3 separate regions of the Homo sapiens genome follow, and regions 2 and 3 are each linked to region 1. The links are chromatin contacts, found by Hi-C or POLR2A ChIA-PET in ENCODE. All regions are on one chromosome and are shown on one strand. The core of a region is the stretch at or near the end of the contact, and the rest is flanking DNA. Distances in the headings are between cores, read along the strand shown.

Region 1 (2,879 bases), core at 40-2,539:
GATGTGTCATTGTGTCCTAGCACTCTGGGGGTCCTGTGCAATCCCAGAGCCCAACTCTCTTCAGGTCCTGCCTGGTCTGAAGACCCAGCCCTCCCGGGGTCCTGCCTGGGCTGGGGTCGCGACCTTCCCAGGGTCCTGCCTGGGCTGGGGTCCCTACCCTCCCGCGGTCCTGCCTGGGCTGGGGTCTTTGCCCTCACCTGGGTCCTGCCTGGTCTGGGGTCTTCGCCCTCCCTGGGTCCTGCCTGGGCTGGGGTCGCGACCTTCCCAGGGTCCTGCCTGGTCTGGGGTCCCTGCCCTCCCGCGGTCCTGCCTGGGCTGGGGTCTTCGCCCTCACCTGGGTCCTGCCTGGTCTGGGGTCTTCGCCCTCCCTGGGTCCTGCCTGGGCTGGGGTCGCGACCTTCCCAGGGTCCTGCCTGGTCTGGGGTCCCTGCCCTCCCGCGGTCCTGCCTGGGCTGGGGTCTTCGCCCTCCCTGGGTCCTGCCTGGTCTGGGGTCTTGGCCCTCCCGGGGTCCTGCCTGGTCTGGGGTCCCTGCCCTCCCGCGGTCCTGCCTGGGCTGGGGTCTTCGCCCTCCCTGGGTCCTGCCTGGTCTGGGGTCTTGGCCCTCCCGGGGTCCTGCCTGGTCTGGGGTCTTGGCCCTCCCTGTTCTGGGGTCTTTGCCCTCCCTGGGTCCTGCCTGGGCTGGGGTCTTCGACCTCCCGGAGTCCTGCCTGGGCTGGGGTCTTGCCCTCCCTGCGTCCTGCCTGGACTGGGGTCTTGCCCTCCCTGCGTCCTGCCTGGGCTGCTGTCCCAGCCCTCCCTGGGTCCTGCCTGGGCTGGGGTCTTCGACCTCCCGGAGTCCTGCCTGGGCTGGGGTCTTGCCCTCCCTGCGTCCTGCCTAGGCTGGAGTCCCAGCCCTCCCGGGGTCCTGCCTGGGCTGGGCTCTTGGCCCTCCCGGAGTCCTGCCTGGGCTGGGGTCTTCGACCTCCCGGAGTCCTGACTGGGCTGGGGTGCCGGCCCTCCCGGGCCTGCCAAGGGCTTCCCGGGCCAGGCCGACGGGGACGACGGAGCGCGGGCCCGGGGTTCGGAGCCTTCCGGGCCGGACACGGGCCGAGGCCGCAGCCTGAGGAGCGGGCGCCGAGGGCCCAGGCCAGGCGGGGCGGACTCACTGACCTGCGGTCTCGGGGCTGCGGGCGAGCAAGGCGCACGCGGGGTCCGCGCCGGAGGGGGGAGGGGGCGCCGCTCCCTCTGGGTCCCCCCCAAGAGGAGGAGAAAAAAGCCCGTCCGGAGTTTAAAACAAAGAGGCGGAAATGCCCGAGCCGAGCCGAGCGCCGCGTCGGGGGCGCCGCGCTCGGAGCATGCGCGGTGTGCGTCTGGGCTCCCACCCCGCGGCAAGGGGCGTGGGCGGGGCCAGGCGGTAAGGGGTGGGGATAGGGGCGGGGAGGGGCGTGTTCAGAGGGCGCAGGCGCGTCGGGCCTGGACTCGGCGGAGGGAGCCGCGGGGCGCGAGGGCCAGGGGCGAGGCATAGGGCGGGGCCATGAGGGGCGTGGTCAGGAGAGCGACAGGGCCGCGCTGTGCTGAGGGACCCGACGGGTCCTGGACGATCGTGAGCTGGGGCGCTGGAGCAGCAGAGTCCTCAGGCCCGGGTCCCTCCGGGGGTGCCGTCCAGTACGGGTGCTGCTGTCCTTTGTGGGAGCCGGGACTGAGCGCCCTCCCGGCAGGGTTAAGGGTCGGTGTTAGGGTCAGGGGTCGGGTTAGGGGTCAGAGTCAGGGTTAGGGTTGGGTTTAGGTTTAGGGTCAGGGTTAGGGGTTAGAGTCAGGGTTAGGACTGGGTTTAGGGCTAGGGTCAGCATTAGGGGTTAGGGTTAGGGTTGGGTTTATGGTTAGGGTCAGGATTAGGGGTGGGGTCAGGGTCAGGGGTTAGGGTCTGGTCTAGGGTTAGGGTTGGGTTTAGGGTTAGGGTCAGGGTTAGGGTTAGGGTTGGGTTTTAGGGTTAGGGTCAGGGTTAGGGTTAGAGTCAGGGTTAGGACTGGATTTAGGGTTAGGGTCAGCATTAGGGGTTAGGGTTAGGGTTGGTTTTACGGTTAGGGTCAGGATTAGGGGTAGGGTCAGAGTTAGGGGTTAGGTTTAGGGTTAGGGTTGGGTTTAGGGTTAGGGTCAGGATTAGGGGTGGGGTCAGGGTCAGGGGTTCGGGTCTGGTCATGTTTAGGCTTGTATTTAGGTTATGTTCAGCATCAGGACGGACAGGGCACCCACGTGCGGACTCTCCGACCTGGGTGCCCTCCGCCAGGGTGGAGCAGTACGGGCGGCATTTGCGCCTTCGTGGGACTGGCACTGTCCTGAGAGGGCGGGATCCGAGGACCGAGGGCGCGTGCGGGGGTGAGGCGGACGTGCAGGCACGCGGGGTCCTAGGGTCTCCCGGTTTGCGGGTTCTGGGCTGGCGGCCCAGGACGGGAGGGCAGGTTGGGTCTTGGGTGGGAAGCGAGACCACTGTGGTTCCGGGCGGCGGGGCACCGCGCAGTGTGGAGGCTTGGTGGCGAGAGGGGAGGCCCCGTAGGCCCAGGGGCACTCGCTGCGAGGCTGTGCGGTGCAGGCATGGAGCAGGAGTCGGGAGTCATTAGCTCGTCCCGTCTGGAGAGGTGGTGGCTGAGGGAGTGACCCTGCGACTGTCCCCGTGAAGTCTAGAGTTGGACCCCGGGAGCAGCCACCAGGCAGGGGGCCCCGGGCCCAGGTATGGTGCAGCACGTGGGGAAGCGGCTTGAGTCCGCTGCTGAGAGGGGCCTGAGAAGGGCTGGGGGCCTGCTGAGATCTCCAGCACTGGGTGGACACGTTATCCGGGTGGGAGGAGGACAGACAGCAGACATGTGAATGTGTACAGCATTCCCAGGCATGCTGCTGTGAA
Region 2 (2,797 bases), core at 56-2,555, 540 kb before region 1:
GCTGCAGAGGATGGAGTGCCTGGGACTCGTCTGACCCCAGCTCCCCTGGGGAAGTGGGGGTGGTACGTCCCTGCACCCGGCCACGTGCTGCCTTCTCCTGGGCTGCCTGTCCATGCTGAGCAGACAGGAAAGTCCAGTGAGGTCCCTGCCTGTGCACTCCACCAACCACATCGTCCCTTCCCGGCAGCCTCACCTAGGCCCCTCCAGCTACGACCCCTTGTCCCCTGCACCGATGCCTGGCCTTGGAGGTTGCTGCTCATTTTTCTGGAATTTTTTCTTAGATCTCTGCAGGGCTGCCCCTCCCCCTACAAGGGCTCCACACGTGTTCCCTCCTTCATGACTCCCACTGGGCTTCCCCGACAGGGCCTCACCCTCCCCAAAGCTCTGGTGACACCTGCCAGGTTTCCTCCAGGCCACAGCTCGGCAGCCCGATCTTAGAACAGAACGTGGCACGCAGGGCAGGTCTGGCTGAGGGCCCAGCATTGTCAGCGGGGTTGGAGGTCTTCCCGGGCCTCGAAGGGGAGACGTAGGCTTCTCAGGGCAGCCCAGGACGCGTCCTCACGAACCACAGCGAAATTACAGCAGGTATCTCGCGGATAGGAGTCTGCATCATTCCGTCTCCATGCCGTGGTTTCTGAAATTATGCAACTATCTCGGCATTCCAGAGGGCTCAGAGTAGCCACGCGCAGAGGCCCTCCCCATGGGGTGGATGGAAGCGTCCACTCGCGGCGCGAGGAATATCCCTGGGCCCCTCGGGAGAGTCTGCAGGGGCAGCCCCTGGGTGAGCAGGCCCAGTGCGGCCTCTCCCTGAAGGGACTTTCGGGCCCTCCCGGGTCGGGGCTTCACCGGTAGCAGGCAGGGCTTTGATATTAATGCTTAAAGGGAAAGCAGAGCTGAGCTGTCAGGACGTTGGTTAGCTACAAACCCTACTCTTGTTAAAAGAGAAATGGGGTCGGGGAAGGGGTTCTCCAGCCCTGAACTTCCCGGGCCGGGCAGGACGCGGTCCCTCCAGGAGTCGGGGCTCCCCCGCCTGGGGACGCACTGGGGCAGGCGCGCTTCTCCTCTCGGGGTCCCATGTGCCGCCGGCTCTCGGACGGTAAATCAGGGCTCGGGTGGGGGCGATGGGGGGCCCGCGGCCTCGGTGCCCCTGGCCAGCCTCGGAGGCGCACGGGCCAGGCCGCGGGGCGAGAAGCGAGCGCGGGAGGGCGGCAGCTGGCGGAGCGGGAAGGGAGCGGGGCGGCTGCGGCTGCGGCGCGGAGGAGCGCCATTTACGTTCGGGCCCGCGCCAGGCGCTGACGTGGGCGGCCCTGTCTCGGCTTCCGGGCCCGCAGGGTCCTCGGGGCGGACGGCGCTCCCGCCAGCGGCGCTGAGTCCGGCCCGACCCTGCCCGACTTCCTCGGGGACAGGCGGTTTAGAACGTGCGGAACACCAGGCCCGGGGCCTCCGCCGGGCTGCAGCCCCGCGAGCTTCCCGCCAGGCTCCCGCCCCGCCCCGCCCCGCAGCCGCGTCCCGGCCGGGCGGGCCCTGAGCCGCCCGCGTGAGTCCGTGCGCCGCCCGCGCTGGGAACCAGGAGACCAACCGCGAGGCCCCGCCCGCGCGCGCCGCCGTGTCCCCGCCCGCGCGGTCGTCGGAGCGCGGCTCAGCGGCGCGGCGGAGACTCGGCACGGCGGCGGCCAGGCGCAGGCGGGCGGGCGGAGCAGCGGACGGCGCCGAGGCCGCCCCACGCGCCGGGCTCGCGGCGGCGCAGCGCGCCGGAGTGGTCGGGGCCCGCGGCCGCTCGCGCCTCTCGATGGGCAGCTCGCACTTGCTCAACAAGGGCCTGCCGCTTGGTAAGGCCGCGCGCGCGCGCGTTTCCGGCCGCGGGCGGGGGCGGGGCGGGGCGGGTGCCGCGCGGGCGGGGGGCGCGGGGGCGGACCGAGCGCGCGCCCGCGGGCCGCCGGCTTTGTGTGCGAGTGCGCGTGCGCGCCGGCGTCCGCGCGTGGCCGCGGTCGGGGGCGGGACCGCGGGAAGGGTCTTGCGCATGCGCGGGCCGCTGCGTGTGCGCGAGCGCCGCAGTCTGCTCTCCCCGCCCGCGGCCCGTGCAGGTGACACAAAAGGGCCTGTGGGCCTCTGGGCTGCCCCGCCGGACCCCCAGCTCCACCGACCCCAGCCCCGTCGGACCCGGGACGGCACCCCGGGTCCCGATCCCCGGCCGCTACCCCGTCCCCGGTCATGACCCCGTGGCTGGGCCTGCGGGGCCGGGATGGGGCGGGAGCCGTGCGCAGCTCGGGGTGTCCTGGGGCGCGCGCTCCCGGGCCACTCGCGGGAGCGCGCCTCCCGCGGGGAGGCCGCCGGCGACCGTGGCCGCGCGCTGTGGGGGAAGGGGACGGGGCGCGGGTGCCGGGTATGACCGTGGAGGAGGCCGCTGCCCTCAGACCGGGCCCAAAGCGCAGCCCCCGGCGGTGACGCGGGAGGGCCCGGGGTCTCCGTTCCCGCGAACTCCGCGAGGTCCCGGACCGGCCCAGCGCCCCCACCTGCCCTTGCCTGGGCCCGCCCAGGTCCCGGGGCGCCTTCCTCGCGGGCTGCGGCCGCGGAAGCAGGGAGCACGGGCGGGCGCCGGGCTTGCCACCATCGCCATCTTGCAGCGCCCGCGTCCTGGGCCGGCCCGAGCCGCTGCGCGGAGCCTCTCTTTCCCTCGACCCGGCTGCAAAGGCAGAGTCCGTGCGCCTGAGCCCCGGGCCGAGACTGGAGCGTTCTCTGGCGGCCTCCAAGGGCGCCGGTGTCTGGAAGCCCGGCCTGGGCCAGATCCCTTTTGCTG
Region 3 (2,700 bases), core at 87-2,586, 870 kb before region 1:
AGGCAGGGTCCTCAGTGGGAGGCGTGGCCTGGGCGGGAGGCGGGGCCCTGAGTTGGGGGCAGGGCCTGGGCAGGAGGCAGGGCCTAGGCGGGAGGTGGGGCCCGAGGTAGGAGGCGGGGCCTAGGGCGGGAGGTGGGGCCCGGCTCCCTGAGTGGAGGCGGGGTCCGGGCGGGAGGCGGGTGGGGTCTGGGGCTCCGTGCACCCCGCGCCGGGGATGCTTTCTCCCTAGCTTGTTGCGCCGTCCGGTTCTGCCCCAGCCTTAGATCTCAGCTCTGAGCTGCCCTCACATCCCTGCAGATCTTTTCTGGCCACACTGGTGGCCCGCGGGGTATGGCTGCTTCCGTCTCGCGGCGTTGGCCTCCCTGACTGGCCGCCGGTGTAGGGCGCCGTGGGCGGGGTCCCTGGGGCGAGGCTGCCTGGCCTCCGCGGTTGGTTCGGCGGCCGCGGGGCTGCAGCTCCCGGCTCGCACTCCATCATCGACGGATGACAGCGGGAACGGTGGGAGTTCATTACAGGGACCATGAATTGTTGGAGGTAATTTAGATTACAATTTAAAGTTTAATTTAAAAATCTATCAACAAATGTGAAAGTACTGGAGGAACATTTTAAAATGCACTTTAATCTCACCAGCACAAATAGCTTCTCGGGGCTCTAAACATCATCACCTGGAAAAACAGTAAAACTTTACTGCATCTTTAATTAAATTACAAACACAAAGGATAATTAACTTTTTTATTTTTATTTTATTCCTGCCATTGTTTCTCCTTCGAGTCAATATCTTCCGGCTGCAGGAGCGGCTGTTAGGAGGAAGTTTACGGCGAGGCCTGATGGGTGGATGCCCCGGGGCGGATGCTCGGCCCCTGCGCCCTCCCTGCGGGCCCCGCAGCGCTGGGGCCGCGCCCCTTCGTATCCCCACAGCGCGGACACTCCTGGCCAGCCCGTGGCGGGAGGCGCCCTGGGGACACGCGTGGCCGTGGCTCGCGGGTGTCGCGTGTGCTCACCTCGGACCTGGGCGTTCTGAGTCGTAACTCACTCACGCCTCGCAGCGGCGCTGGGAGGCAGCCCCACCCCCTTTTACAGGCGGGGAAACGGGGGCTCAGAGAGGTCGGGCCATCCGCCCTGGTCACACAGAGGCTGCGTCACCGGCTGACTCGAGCCTGGCCCCACCCGTGCGCGTTGCACTTCTGGGTGCTGGGCTGCGGCCCAAGCCTCCTCCCCAGGACGCGGGGCTGGGACAAGGGGGCGAGTGCGGAGGGCGGGGGGGTGGCGCAGGCGCCCACGCAGGGGCTTGACATGCCGGTCCCCATGGGGTAGTAGACCGTGGGGGCCCGAGGGCGGCCGGGGTAGGGAGGGGCCTCCCACGAGGGCCGTGGGCGCAGCGGCAGGGCCCAGCCGAGGCCACCAGGGGGCGCCCAGCAGGCGCGGGCGGGGCCGGGGGCCGGGGCTCTGGCTGGGACCCTCGGGCGGGGATGGCGGCTAGGGGCGGGGGCGCGCCAGGGCAGGGAGGGCAGGGGGGGCAGGGGCCTGACGGGAGCCCCTGGAGGCGCAGCCGCCTCCGGGCTGGTCGGATTCGGGAGCGCTCGGGAGGGGCGTCCAGCAGCGCTGGGAAGGGGACCTCGATTCCGGCCTGGAGGGCGGGCGGTGCAATGGGGGGAGCGCCCCGGCTCTGCGCCTGCGGGGGTGGGGGGCCTAGGGGTGTCGCAGCCGGGCCGCGCCCTTTCCCGCCTGCTCTGCCTCGAGAGGCGACCCCTCTCCTCCCCCTCTTCTCTCCCCTCCCCCTCTTCTCTCCCCTCCCCCTCTTCTCTCCCCTCCCCCTCTTCTCTCCCCTCCCCCTCTTCTCTCCCCTCCCCCTCTTCTCTCCCCTCCCCCTCTTCTCTCCCCTCCCCCTCTTCTCTCCTCTCCCCCTCTTCTCTCCCCTCCTCCGCCCCTTCCCTGCCCTGCCCTCCCCTCCCTTCCCTGGTGACGGTGGGAGCTTTGGTTCGCTGCTTGCCTCCTCCGAGCCTCGTTGTCTGCAGAGGGCGGTTCGGGGTAGGGGGGTCGCGACCTCGTAGGTGGGCGTGGAGGGCAGGGCGCTTCCCATGGGGACCTGCAGAGTCTAGTGGGTCTGTCGCGCTCACGACAAATCTTCTGCCCCCAGCAAGGCCCGTGTGATGCCCTCTCCCCGTAACTGAGGGTCCCCTCACCTCCTACCCCCACACGTTCCTGCAGAGCTTCCAGGCCACACCGGCTCTCACGCCAACGCTCGCGCCCTTCTACACACCGGGTGCGGGCACTAGCGCACGCACCGCTGTCCCCAAGGCTGGTCGGCCCCTCCTGCCTGGCACGCCCGCCCCTGGCACTTGCACGCAGACGGGGTGCAGGCCACCCGGGGTGTTCAGTTTTAGTGCAGTGGCTGCTTAATTATTGGTTAATCTAGCAATTTAGCATGCTTCATTTAATTCTAATTAGGAGAATTAATAGGCAGGGAATAGCGATTTCAATAGACTGGCACAAAACAAAACCTAGCCTGGACATCGTGCCGGTCTGGGGGCCGTGTCCAGGCTTGGGGGGGGCCTGGGGGTGTTGACAGCCAGGACTGCAGACCTTCCCAGGCGCCTGAAGGTCGTGGCAGGGGAAGGCGCTCAGGGCAGGCAGGAATCGCAGGCAGGAATCGTGCTGTGGCTGCTCACCCCGGCCTGCAAGGGCAGCCAGGTCAAGGGC

The links. Hi-C counts contacts between places; a loop is a spot of excess contacts on that map. ChIA-PET counts read pairs that join two places held with the same protein, here RNA polymerase II (POLR2A). Pooled maps may share reads with other maps.
Region 2: a loop to region 1 is called in a pooled map, with 26 times the contacts of the local background. The contact joins the promoter of CTBP1-DT here to the promoter of PCGF3 in region 1. A Hi-C loop is called at or near these places in 1 of 37 single-sample maps with no recorded cell type and 8 of 50 pooled maps.
Region 3: a loop to region 1 is called in a map of CD8-positive, alpha-beta T cell, with 16 times the contacts of the local background. The contact joins the enhancer-like site here to the promoter of PCGF3 in region 1. A Hi-C loop is called at or near these places in 1 of 168 maps with a recorded cell type or tissue (CD8-positive, alpha-beta T cell), 1 of 37 single-sample maps with no recorded cell type and 9 of 50 pooled maps. POLR2A ChIA-PET finds 5 or more read pairs at or near these places in 2 of 52 experiments (B cell and activated CD8-positive, alpha-beta memory T cell).

The regions. Positions count from the first base shown.
Region 1 is chr4:704,242-707,120 of GRCh38, reverse strand. PCGF3 (polycomb group ring finger 3) reads right to left here and starts at 1,289. Exons shown (of 11, transcript NM_006315.7): 1 at 1,151-1,289. RefSeq lists enhancers at 1-515, 516-1,501, 2,542-2,879 and a silencer at 867-1,566.
Region 2 is chr4:1,247,948-1,250,744 of GRCh38, reverse strand. CTBP1-DT (CTBP1 divergent transcript) reads right to left here and starts at 1,305. Exons shown (of 2, transcript NR_033339.1): 1 at 1,273-1,305; 2 at 1-634. It overlaps CTBP1 (C-terminal binding protein 1), which reads left to right and starts at 1,615. Exons shown (of 10, transcript NM_001012614.2): 1 at 1,615-1,829. RefSeq lists enhancers at 337-426, 487-536 and silencers at 907-1,836, 2,007-2,726.
Region 3 is chr4:1,577,992-1,580,691 of GRCh38, reverse strand. It overlaps a transcript of FAM53A not described here. Among named protein-coding and RNA genes, the nearest start is that of FAM53A, 100 kb to the left of the region's middle. RefSeq lists silencers at 1-113, 294-353, 1,151-1,430 and enhancers at 1,812-2,684, 2,685-2,700. Within about 2 kb of position 1,336, at least 31 of the 41 ENCODE cell types and tissues checked have a DNase peak (open chromatin) inside an H3K27ac peak, as active enhancers do; they include B cell and CD8-positive, alpha-beta T cell, where a contact is called at or near this core.